Regions from separate parts of the Homo sapiens genome. Here all the other regions are linked to region 3. The links are chromatin contacts, found by Hi-C or POLR2A ChIA-PET in ENCODE. All regions are on one chromosome and are shown on one strand. The core of a region is the stretch at or near the end of the contact, and the rest is flanking DNA. Distances in the headings are between cores, read along the strand shown. Region 1 holds the start of ACLY (ATP citrate lyase). Region 2 holds the start of CNP (2'',3''-cyclic nucleotide 3'' phosphodiesterase). Region 3 holds the start of PLEKHH3 (pleckstrin homology, MyTH4 and FERM domain containing H3). Region 4 holds the start of TMEM106A (transmembrane protein 106A).

Region 1 (2,700 bases), core at 59-2,558, 760 kb before region 3:
CGTATGTAGGTATTTATTTATTTATTTTTTGAGAAGACAGGCAATCCCTGGAGTAAATTCTAGAGAGGCAGAATTCTGTGAGTGCCCCTTACTGCGGCAGGCATAGTGTCAGAACGGGGATGGAGCCATAAGCTGTCCAGTGTCTGAGGGGTCTTCCCACTACCGCCCCCCAAGCTGTTTAGGAAGGTTTCTAAGAGGTGAAAATCACCCATCTGGGCAAATGAGACCTACCAGCTGTCCCTCACCCCACATTTTAGTTCAGCTGAGCCAGCTGAAAACACAGAGGAAAGTTAAGGGTGGAGAGGAGTAGGCTAGCTGGCCAAACTGTGCTGTGCACTTTTCCTTATCGTCTCTTCCAAAATCCTCTTCCCAGGAAGACCTCCAGGGACCCCATAACGGCAGAACTCGGCACTGCACGGTATCTGCCAAGGTTGGAGACCGCGGCAGGCGCTGGGACTGGCCCATTGCCAGGCTCGACAGGAGGGCGGCGGCAGCATCCTCCAGCCCCTTGAGGACCTTTCCCCGGCCAGACTTGGCGTCAGCTCAAGGGTGGGGTGGCACCCCGGCCATCTGTCACTTAGGGGCTGGACTCGACGATACCTCCAGTGCGAGGAGGGTCCTTGCTGCGAGATTCCAGTCCTCGCGGCGAGACGAGGCGAGGCCTCGGGCACCCTGGGGCAGCCTGGCCCCGCGTGGCCCGCCCCGGAGGCGCGCATAGCTCATTCTCTCCACTTGGGCGTGGAGCTCAATTTTGTACCCACGGAACCAAGAAGGGCCTGAGCCCGGCCAGTGAGGAATCGGAGTGGGACCAGTCGCCACCGCTTTCTCTACTTCCCGTCCCGGCATCCGATGGGGGAACCCGGATGGAGCCAAAAGGCGTCCCGATGAGCCCGAGGAGCCTCGATAGCTGTGCCCGGGAGGGGTGAGGCGCGCCAGGAGGGGGACCATGCAATGTGGCAGAGGCAGAAGAGGCAAGGATGGCGGCAAGCCCCATGCAAACTCCCAGGAACTGGAATATGTGTGTGTCGCGCGGGGGGAGGGGAGGGGCGTCGACACGCGGCCACCGGCCGGGACCCCGGGCGAAGGCTAACCTAAAGCTAAGACCCTCAAAACTTCCGAGCAGGGCGCGTGGGCACCGAGCCCGCGTCGGGGAAGGCGGTTCCGGGTTGGGGGACGGAGGCAGGAAGCTCCTAGGGCGAGCGGGCTCCAGCCAGCGAAAACAGCCTCCCGTGCTCACCTCTGCCGAAGTCCGTGCGCGGCGCTTCTTCCACAGGCCCGACGAACCCCGCAAAATCCGGAGCACCCCAGCAGCCGGTAGCTTCCCGGGATCCGGCTTTTGTCCCGGCCCAGCCGGACTTTTCCCCGCCCCCATCGGCTCGCGGCGAGAACGGCCCCGCGATTGGCCACACGCGTTCCCTAGCCTGAGCGCCAGGGCTCCTCCCAATTCGCTGCTGGCTTGGCTCCGCCCCACGAGGGCGGGCCCCGGGGCCTGCTGGGACTTGTAGTCCCGCTGGCCCATCCACCGCCTCTTGGGAGCCTGCGGGGCCGGGGCGGGGCCCCGGGTGGGGAGATGGGCCGGGCTAGGCTGGGAGGAGAACGCGCGGTGCTGGGGGTTGTGGCCTGATCGCTTGAGGGGCTGGACAGATTGCCACTCGGGGAGTTGGGGGAGGGGCGGGTAGGATTAGCCCAACTGGCTGTAACGCAGCTTTGGGACCTGGAGTACCCTTGCTCCTTCCCTTGGGAGAAACGGACGTCTGCATCTCGGCCGCACCGAATCCGATTGCTTAGACAGTCTCCTTAAGCAGCAGTGTCTGGCAGGCCGCTTTCCTTTAGCACGTGGAGCCTCTCTCCTCCCTGGACTCTCCCCACTGGGCCGATGAGGCAAGGCTGAGCCGAGGCTAACAGAGCATACTTCCCAGTGTGGGATAAGGCAGGGGCCGCGGTAAGCAAGTGGGGCTAGGAGGGTGCAGGCACAGCGCTGTCCGTCCCACTCACCTGCTCGCCTCAGCACGGATCAGGGCGGAGCTAGGAATTCAATGCGAGATTCCAGCGAAGGGCTGGAGCCATCCCAGACAGTCTCTTGTTCCCACCAACCACAGGCTTAGACACTGGAATGAATGAACTGCTGTCTCCCCCTTCTCCATTACCTGAGACAGATCGAATTTTCCAAACCAAAAACTGGGACATCCAATCTGACAGGTGCTGGTGAACTTGTGGGGCAGAATATGTGAAATCAGTCCTGGAAATCAGGACATGTATTTACCACTCTGACATGCTGCAGCCTCCCTCCCTACCTGCACCCCAACCCTGTAGGTCCGGAGCTGCTCCCTAAGCCTAACAGCTGTCTAGCTCCAGGAAGGAGGCCAAAAGCGTCCACTGACCGACTCAGGTGAAGAGGTCAGCCCAGAATGCAGGGAAGCAGCAGGCCTGTCCCCCTGCCAAGCACTTTGGGTCATACTCACACTGCAACAGTGTTGCGACATTTGCAGACAAAATCTTCTCCAAGACCCCCTCCCCCAATCCTGTTGCTGCCAGGAGTAAGGTAACTGAACTTGCTACCCATGCCTGAATCAAGTGTTCCCTGATGATGTCACTTTCTGGTCCCTTCCCTCCCATTCATCTTTTTGAAATAGCAGTTCCTTATCACCTCTCTTCTCTTGTCCTAAAATGGGGGTGGCCAGTCTTGGTGGCTCACACCTG
Region 2 (2,700 bases), core at 78-2,577, 710 kb before region 3:
AAAGGAATATGAATGAAGCCATCGGTAGAGATGAGGATCAGGAAGCTGGTGTTCAGAGGGATCATGGGATTTTATTAAACTGGATTTTCAAGCGATTTGTCTGTTATAGGAAAAATGAGGGTTTTACTTCTGCTGCTTTCCATCACTATTTTGCCATTAAATAGGTGTCTTTCACTCTTGCAAACCCTGAGTCTGTCACTTTGCCTCTTCACCCCTGCCCATTCTTGGAAGAGCATCGTGGAAGAAATGAGAAAGGTGCCAAGAAGAAAGGGTTTCAGGAGGGTGAAGATACGGGCGCTACAGGGAACAAGAAGTCACAGGGAGGAGAGGGGAAGGCCTGGGAGGAGAGGTGCTTCCCACACACCGGTGACTGACTGAGTCCCTCCAGTGCGCAGGACAGCGGGGAGGCTTTATGGATGGAACAGTGGTGGGGCGGCCCCAGCTGTCACAGGTAGGAGAATGCCGCAAGCCAGAACCAAGCGAATGCTGGGAGTGAGGCCAAAGATAGGGGAGTGGCCTGGGAGTCGGGAGGGCAGACAGACTCCGCCTCTGACACCTCTGGGTGGCATAATCAGGTAAATCAGGCTCTCCAAGCTGGCTTCTCCTCTGAACAATGGGATACCTGCCTCAGGGGTTGCTGCGAGGACTGAGTGCTTAGCACAGCACTTGGACAGGAAACTCAAAAATCCAACGGAGCTCTCAGTGGTTTCACAGAGGAGGTGGCAGCTGAGGATCTGGCCTCAGAGGATGTTAGGATTTCACTCCGTTACTCATCTGTCCCTTTGGCCATTGCCATCCTGGTCTGTCTCCACAGCTCCTAGAAGGAAAGGTCGGGGCTGAGACTGACTTTCGGCTGGCACAGGGCCTGGACGAATGAGGCCAGTGAGGCATTTCAGATGCAGAGTTTACCGGAATGCCAGCAAATTGCATGATAATATTTTAATCCAATGTGGTAAAAAAAAAAGTTTTTAATTAATGCAAAAGTCCATGATGAATAAAATATCAAAAATTAAAGACAGGATCCGACTTTGCACGACCCTGCCTCACTCACTTCCTGCTAATCCACGGGACCGGGGAGGGTGACTGAGTTACCCCTCAACACGCAGAAAAAGCTAGTGGCCGCTCAGCTCGCAGGCGCAGTGGGTGGGTGCGCGTGGGGAGCAGGCGCGCGCAGGGGGCGGGACCGGGCCGAGGTTCCCGCGCGCGGCGAGAGTTTCGGGTTTTGGTTCGCAGCGCCTGCGCGCAGAGGAGACGGCCCGCCCCCAGCCCGCCCGGGTGCCCGCTCCGCCCCCCGGGCTATGTAAAGCGGCCGGGCTCGGGTCGTGCCACCGCTGGACTCCCGTGTCCCTCCGCGCAGGCGGGCGGCCCCGGAGCGCTGGTGCCGGCAGAGGCGGCGACGGTGGCGCCCCTCCTCATCATGGTGAGAGGCCGGGCGGGGCCGGGCACGGGGTAGCACCAGGGCGGGAAACGAGTGTCGGGGCCCCTCGGGAGGAAGCGTCTTGCAAACGAGGACCCGGGGCTCCGGGTTCGACTTCCAGTTTTCTTGGTACTCAGGGCGGCCCTGAGGTCTGGGAGAAGCGGAGGGGTTTTGGGGTGCCGGAGAGGCCGCTGTAAAGGGAAACGGTGGTGTTTCTCAGGAGGGAACTCGGGACCGCAGAAGCTGCTGCGCCTCTGGGAGCCTGGGTGGGCCTGGGCCGGGAGCCCGGGAGCTGCTCCCGACCCCACGCAGGCCCGCGCTGGGGCAGCCGCTTCGGCGCCCCCTCCCCGGGCCCAGTCTCATCACGCGGAACCGCTGCCCCGCGCCCGGGTGCGGGCGGGAGGTGGAGCCAGTTCAGAGGAGGGGACCCTTTACGGTAAAAGCTGCCGTCCCTTGTGGCTTCTAGAAGATAGGAAAACAAGTGGCTCCGAGAGGCGCTTCTGACACACAGCACAGCGGCGGGTAGAGCTGGATCCTAATTGCAGGTGCCCTGTGCTGCCCTGTTCTGGACAGGCACAAAGACCACGACTTTGTGGGGGCCGGGAGAGGGTAGAGGAGGAGGTGGCAGGCTTGGTGAAAGAGGGCCTTTGTCCAGTGCTCTCCTGCCCTGCCCCCCACCAGCCCTTCTGTGGGACCATTGTACCCGCATGCCAGACAAGAGAGTATTATCTGTTGCGGCCATTGTTGGGGGAAGGGAGGCAGTCTTGGGGTAACCCTTCTCCACTCCCCCCCTTCTCTGTGCACTCAGCCGTGGCAGCTGTGGCTTGGCCCAGACACAGAGACCCCCACCTCCAAAGAGGACGTCCTTAGTAGGTGCCAAGCATATAAGAGTGAGGCCAGTCCCAGAACCGCAGGCTCCTGGCGCGCCCCGCATGCCTCCAGCACGTTTACCTTTCCGAAGTGGCAGGAATGGGGAAAGCGCACGCTTAGGAGAGCTTCAGACAAGCTTCCCTCTTCCTCCTCCACGACCAGAAGCGGAAAGGTGCTCCCGGACCGAAAGGGAAAGAAGGTCCAGCACTGCCCCGCTTGGGAAGGCACCCACAACCAGTCTAGGGACTAGGGGTAAGGCCGGCGGGGAGCCCGCGAATGACCTGGGCTGACATCTCTTCCCCTCCTTACACAGAACAGAGGCTTCTCCCGAAAAAGCCACACATTCCTGCCCAAGATCTTCTTCCGCAAGATGTCATCCTCAGGGGCCAAGGACAAGCCTGAGCTGCAGTTTC
Region 3 (2,700 bases), core at 75-2,574:
TCTGGCCGCCAGTGTGCAGGAGGGATGGGGGAGGAGACGTCAAGGGATGGAGGTCTCCCACACCAATCGTGCCTCCGTTTCCCCACGGGGAGATTCGACAAAACCAGGCAGCAGCCCAGTGTCCCTCACCATCCATCCCCTCAGGGGTTTCCCAGGAGCCTCACCCGGGAAAGCCGAGAGTTCTGTCCTGAGTGGCAGGGTAATGAGGAGGGGTCCTCAAAGAGCTCCCACCTCCCTCTCCTTGGGGTCCCCGCCACAGACCCCAATCCTGGGATGACTTCTCCCCCTCGTCCAGGTCTCCGCAGCGGGAGCTCTCGCATCTGGCCTCCGCACTTGCGAACTGGGAGCGGAGGGGGACCCAGGCGTTCGAGCCGCCCAGCCGGCCTCGCCACATTCCTCGGCGCTGGCGGAGGCGGAAGGAGACGGGATGGGACGCGGGCCCAGCGGGGAAGGGAGAGGCAGGGCCAGGTCGGGCCACGCGTGACGCCTCCCCTGCCTCAGGGCCCCCAGCAGGTGGATAGCGCCCAGCCTGCAGCGGGAGGCCCACAGGCACATCCCGAGTAGGGCTGCTGCTCCGAGAGCTCCCGGGGGCTTTGGCCCCCAGGCAAAAAACTCTCCCTCATCCCTAGTTCGCCAAGCGCGCAGCGTGTGGCTGGAGGCTGGAGCGGATCAGCGTGACGGCCGGTTACAGCGAGAGTGATTGAGACGAGGCTCCGAACCCCCGGGACTTACCCTCCCGCCGCCCGCTGGACTCGGGGTCCGCAGCTCAAAGGTTTCCTCGTCCTCGTCCTCGTCCCCGTCCCCGCTAAGCTCGCCGTCCCCGTAGTCCCGGTGCAGAAGAGTGAAGCCTCGACGGCAGCAGAGAAGCCACCATAGTCCCCCGGGGAGAGGCATCCGGGCGAGGAGCTGCGGATGGGGGCGCGGGCAGCCGCGGCCGAGCAGTAGGGGGTCGGAGGAACTGGCGGGGCTCCGACCCGAGCAGGGGAAAGATGAGGTGGGAGGAGCAGAAGGGAGAAGAGGACAGGGAGGAGGCAGTGTCCTGGGCTGGGGTGCAAGGGGACGCTAGCCAGACGCTGAGGGGGGCTCAGTGTCTGGGCCCCCGGAGGGGGGAGGGGGAAAAGCGTCCAGGGCCCCGGGAGAGGAGGGAGCAATGTCCGGAGCTGGGAAGTAGTGTCCGTTGGAGTGTCCAGCCCTGTGGGGGGCAGTGTCCGGTGCAGCGTCCGAGGTGGGCAGTTGTCCAAGCTCCAGGGAGGGTCGTGTCCGGTAGGGCGTCCGGTGGCCGGGGCCCGGGCCGCGCGCGCTGCGCTCCCTGCAGCCCCGGGACTGGCGCGCTGGGGGCGCGAGCACAGAGCTGGGACCCCGCCCCCCCGGCCCCCTCCCTCCCGGGGGGCCCCCCCTCTCTCTTCTTTCTCTCCTCCCTTCTTTACTAGGCAGGGTCCAGGTTTCGTCACAGTCTCCTCTGTCCAATCCCTGTGCCTGGCGCCGGGCGCGGCTACCAATCAGACGGCTGAAACCGCGTTGGGTTGCATCATGTGCCCCTGGCTTGGTGACAGCGGGGAGGGGCGGGGAAACAGGGAGGGAGGGGACGAGGCTATGTTAGCCACGCCCCAGTCTCTGAGGTCGGACGCGGGGTGCTAGTGACGTCACGGAAGCCCGCCTTCAGGCTCTTGTTTTAACTCTTGGCTCACCAACCAATTAAAAACCCTGTTGAGGAGTTTTGGCACAGGACAGAGGAAAACCCAACTGCCGCTCTCTGAACCCCTGTCTCGTCTCAGGGTCCCTGAGAAAGGGAAACGCCTTGGCTACTAAGAGGATGTCCAGACCTGCGAGGACACAGCTCTGGAGGTGGCCCTCCACGTCTGGGGAGAAGGAGTCCAGTTTCTCCAGTTTCTCGGTCTGATTCAGCTCTCCCCCACCCTTTTTTTTTTTTCTTCCAGACAGGGTCTCGCTGTCTTGCCCAGGCTGGGGTGCGGTGGAGCCATTATAGCTTACTACAGCCTCGAACTCCTCGGCTCAAGGGATCCTCCCACCTCAGCCTCTCCAGGAGCTGGGACTACAGGCGTACACCACCATGCCTGGCTAATTTTTTAAATTTATTTTTTGTAGAAATGGAGTCTCACTATGTTGCCCAGGCTGGTCTTTAACTCCTGGGCTCAAGCGATCCTCCCAGCTTGGCTTCCCAAAGTGCTGGGATTACAGGTATGAGCCACTGCACTCGGCCTCACCTCCTTTTCGAGGTGAAGGAGTTGAGGCAGGCACTCTGGGAAGGTGCAGACCTAGGCCGGAAATAAAATCGAATATAGAGCTCACAGCTCACCGAACTCAGCTGGGGAGACTGACTTGGATTCTAAGGAATTCTGTGGTCTCCGAATACAGTGGAGGCCTCTTAGGGCTAATATCCTGCGGCTCTGTATAGGAAGGGGTTAACTCAGGCGCTAGGCGGCCGGGGCGGGGCCGCGGCCTCCGCGGGCGCGCGCGCGCGTTGCTGACTCAGCGGCGATTCCAGAGATCTTGGATGGAGGGTTCCAGGTCGGTCCCCAGTGGCTGGCGTGTGGGACCCTTTGAGGATCGGCGCCGTCTCCGGGCCTTCCCTGGATCCTGGCCCCTAGAGGCCGTGGGGGACCCCTTTTCGCCGCTGCTGCGGGAGGCTCTGAGGACTGCTAGCCTGGGCAGGGCTGGGCTGGGCGGGGAGGGGCGGGG
Region 4 (2,700 bases), core at 34-2,533, 530 kb after region 3:
CTTCCTCTCTCAAGGAGAAAGTAATTTTCCTGCAATACTTAATAATTGGCACCGTTGCTTTCTAAAGACTCCATGGTGCATTCAAGAGTATCCAACTTCAAGGGAATCTCCGCATTTCAATGAAAGGAGGAAGAGTGTGCTGATAAACCTACCAGCACCTATTGAGCAATGTCTATTATAGTAATTTTGCATACATTTTTATTTAAGGGAAAAAATATAGGTATTGTGAAATATTTTGCTAATCTTATAGAAAAGGAAAAAATCCCGTTATTTAAAGGGAAAAGTAAATTTAACAGTTGCCTTTTTTCTTAATGTCAGGGCAGATCTTATTTTACAGTACAGTGGGGGAAATAGAAACATGTGAAAGGCAAAAGGCAGGCTCCTAAATTAATGTCAGTGAAGTTCAGGGTGGGCAAATGAGTGTGTGTGAGGTATAGGAAATGCTGATGACTTCTTTAATGCTTGAAGTCCGTTCACAGGTATCTAGCCCTAGAATGCCTAGAACAGGAAGAGGCAGCTGGTGTTCTGCAAAACTTGGACAGGGGCAAAGTTGCTGAAAAAGTTTTGGTTTAACCCGAAGATAAGTGGAAAAGAGCTTGTCCATGAACCCAGGTTCTCACTCTGTTTACAGAAGTGTGTTGAGTACAGTTGGTGAAGGAAGAGGTAACAAAAAATGCTAAATATTTTATCCATGAAAATGACTTCCAGAAAAGGAAGAATATGAACCCCAGACCGAAGGGGAAAAGATAGTTAATAGTATTATCTAACCTGGTTGGTATTTGTAATGAATGGTGATTTTAATTAGTCATTAGCCATAATGATGTTTATTTACAGTATAACTCCTGAATGCTACTTAAATAAACCAGGATTCAAACTGCAAGCCAGCCAGGCCGTTCATTATTTAAAACGTTTTAATCGGGGCTTCCGGGTAGAAGGTGGAGCGGCAGGGTGTAATTGGGTTGATGGGTGGGACCTGTCTTGACCATCGGAGTTTTATAATCGAGGGCCAGGAGGGCCCGGGTTGCTCTCCTGGTTATGTATGTACTTGTACATAACCACCTAAAGAATGGTGAAATAAATGTTCTTGGAAATTCCTACCCGGACTGGCTAGTCCTTGCGGAAGCAGCGTCCGGGCCCTCGGGTAACGTTTGAAGAGCTGGCAGCGTCTCAGGCTGCTGCGTGGCGAAGGGGCGGACCGGGGGACGGGGGGGTGGGCCCTTAGGGGCTGGGGCGGGACTTCCCTGGGCACTGAGTCAAAGCTTGAGGGGAGTGTTCGCTCCCGCATTTTCGATTCCACTCTCTTCCGTTTCTGTCGCTGCAGTCGTCCGCGGGTAAGGCCCTCCCTAGACCCTTTATACCTACTTTACCTTTCGGAGGTCAAGACACCTCCTGTTGCCGCCTCCTCGCCCAACACACAGGCGCCCCCCGCACGGGTACCAAGCTTGACTAACGGCCTCTAGGGGTGTGTGGTGGGACTTGAAATCCTCCCTTAATGAAGTCACACCTTCTCCGTCCGCTTCCACCCGGTCGGCCCATGGCAGAGCCCCCATGTAGCCCAGGAATCGGCTTGGCCCTTCGGGGAGGTCAGCGTCCTTACTATCCCCACTCTCCAGTGCGGCACATTCGTTCCCCTAGGACTCCGGCCGGTTGCCGGCCCCAGGCGGTGCTTCTCCCCACCACCGCCCAGCTCAGCTCAGCCCAGCCCAGCCCACTCTGCCCTTAGAGGCCCTTCTCCCCAAAGACGCACTCCAGAAGTCTCGCCCTCGTGCGGCTGAGGAGCCTGGGATCCCAGACCTGAACAAGGTGAGCATCCCTATATTTTAGCCCAGAAAGATCTGTGTGGCTCACTTGCCGGCCTCGTTCTGTCACACAGAGTCCAGATTTAGCCTTGAGTTTTCCTAGTGAAAGACAGACCCTGGTATCACTATGACCCTCCTCAGGCTTTCTTACCCCGCCTCAGAAAGCAGTGAGGTGTCTGCTTTCTCCCAGGGCTTCTTTAGATAGGGGTCTTAACCACACCTGTGACCAGTCTGGCCTCCTCTCTCCTTGATTCAAAGAATCTCTTTTCTGCCCTATCCAACTTCCTTCCCTTAAACTGAATGACAGCTCAGCAACTTTTCCAGAGAAAAATTAAATGCTCTGACAATCACTTATGGAAGTTCCTTAAAGTGAAGTAACTTCTGCTTTTCTTTTGTTTTCCCTTTTGTAGGCAGATTGGTCTCTTTTAAAATAATGAAAGGAGTCGAAATGCATTGAGACTTCTGAGAGTCCCATGTGACCACCCAGTTTTTCACATCCTATCTTCCTTAGGCTTGAGCTTGCTTAAACTGTGGTGAAGCTCCTTGCCAGTCTTGAGAACTTCAAACCAAAATTACATCTGGCGTCAGTGCTAACAAGCTTAGCACTGAACTTTGGTCTTTTCTCATTAGTGAAACCCCCGCCCCTGAAGAATGGGTAAGACGTTTTCCCAGCTGGGCTCTTGGCGGGAGGATGAGAACAAGTCAATCCTGTCCTCCAAACCAGCCATTGGCAGCAAGGCTGTCAACTACTCCAGCACCGGTAGCAGCAAGTCTTTTTGTTCCTGTGTGCCTTGTGAAGGAACTGCTGATGCCAGCTTCGTGACTTGTCCCACCTGCCAGGGCAGTGGCAAGATTCCCCAAGGTGAGTGGCCCAAGGCTCTGGAAATAGCCTGGAATCCAG

Evidence for each region. Hi-C counts contacts between places; a loop is a spot of excess contacts on that map. ChIA-PET counts read pairs that join two places held with the same protein, here RNA polymerase II (POLR2A). Pooled maps may share reads with other maps.
Region 1: a loop to region 3 is called in a pooled map, with 11 times the contacts of the local background. The contact joins the promoter of ACLY here to the promoter of PLEKHH3 in region 3. A Hi-C loop is called at or near these places in 2 of 37 single-sample maps with no recorded cell type and 8 of 50 pooled maps.
Region 2: a loop to region 3 is called in a pooled map, with 8 times the contacts of the local background. The contact joins the promoter of CNP here to the promoter of PLEKHH3 in region 3. A Hi-C loop is called at or near these places in 1 of 37 single-sample maps with no recorded cell type and 6 of 50 pooled maps.
Region 4: a loop to region 3 is called in a pooled map, with 9 times the contacts of the local background. The contact joins the promoter of TMEM106A here to the promoter of PLEKHH3 in region 3. A Hi-C loop is called at or near these places in 7 of 50 pooled maps. POLR2A ChIA-PET finds 5 or more read pairs at or near these places in 4 of 52 experiments (GM10248, H1, WTC11 and 1 more).

What each region holds. Positions count from the first base shown.
Region 1 is chr17:41,917,643-41,920,342 of GRCh38, forward strand. It overlaps ACLY (ATP citrate lyase), which reads right to left and starts at 1,309. Exons shown (of 29, transcript NM_001096.3): 1 at 1,238-1,309. RefSeq lists silencers at 712-951, 1,432-1,691.
Region 2 is chr17:41,965,468-41,968,167 of GRCh38, forward strand. It overlaps CNP (2'',3''-cyclic nucleotide 3'' phosphodiesterase), which reads left to right and starts at 1,328. Exons shown (of 4, transcript NM_033133.5): 1 at 1,328-1,420; 2 at 2,601-2,700. The coding sequence starts at 1,418. It overlaps ODAD4 (outer dynein arm docking complex subunit 4), which reads left to right. Exons shown (of 12, transcript NM_031421.5): 12 at 1-1,036. The coding sequence ends at 16. RefSeq lists enhancers at 601-700, 1,802-2,359, 2,360-2,700 and silencers at 1,071-1,510, 1,641-1,830.
Region 3 is chr17:42,675,670-42,678,369 of GRCh38, forward strand. It overlaps PLEKHH3 (pleckstrin homology, MyTH4 and FERM domain containing H3), which reads right to left and starts at 1,325. Exons shown (of 13, transcript NM_024927.5): 1 at 733-1,325. The coding sequence starts at 894. RefSeq lists silencers at 1,106-1,165, 1,256-1,505, 2,366-2,445 and enhancers at 1,616-1,715, 1,736-1,785, 1,916-1,995, 1,976-2,477, 2,478-2,700.
Region 4 is chr17:43,210,592-43,213,291 of GRCh38, forward strand. It overlaps TMEM106A (transmembrane protein 106A), which reads left to right and starts at 1,284. Exons shown (of 9, transcript NM_145041.4): 1 at 1,284-1,331; 2 at 1,636-1,803; 3 at 2,430-2,661. The coding sequence starts at 2,451. It overlaps NBR1 (NBR1 autophagy cargo receptor), which reads left to right. Exons shown (of 21, transcript NM_005899.5): 21 at 1-1,097.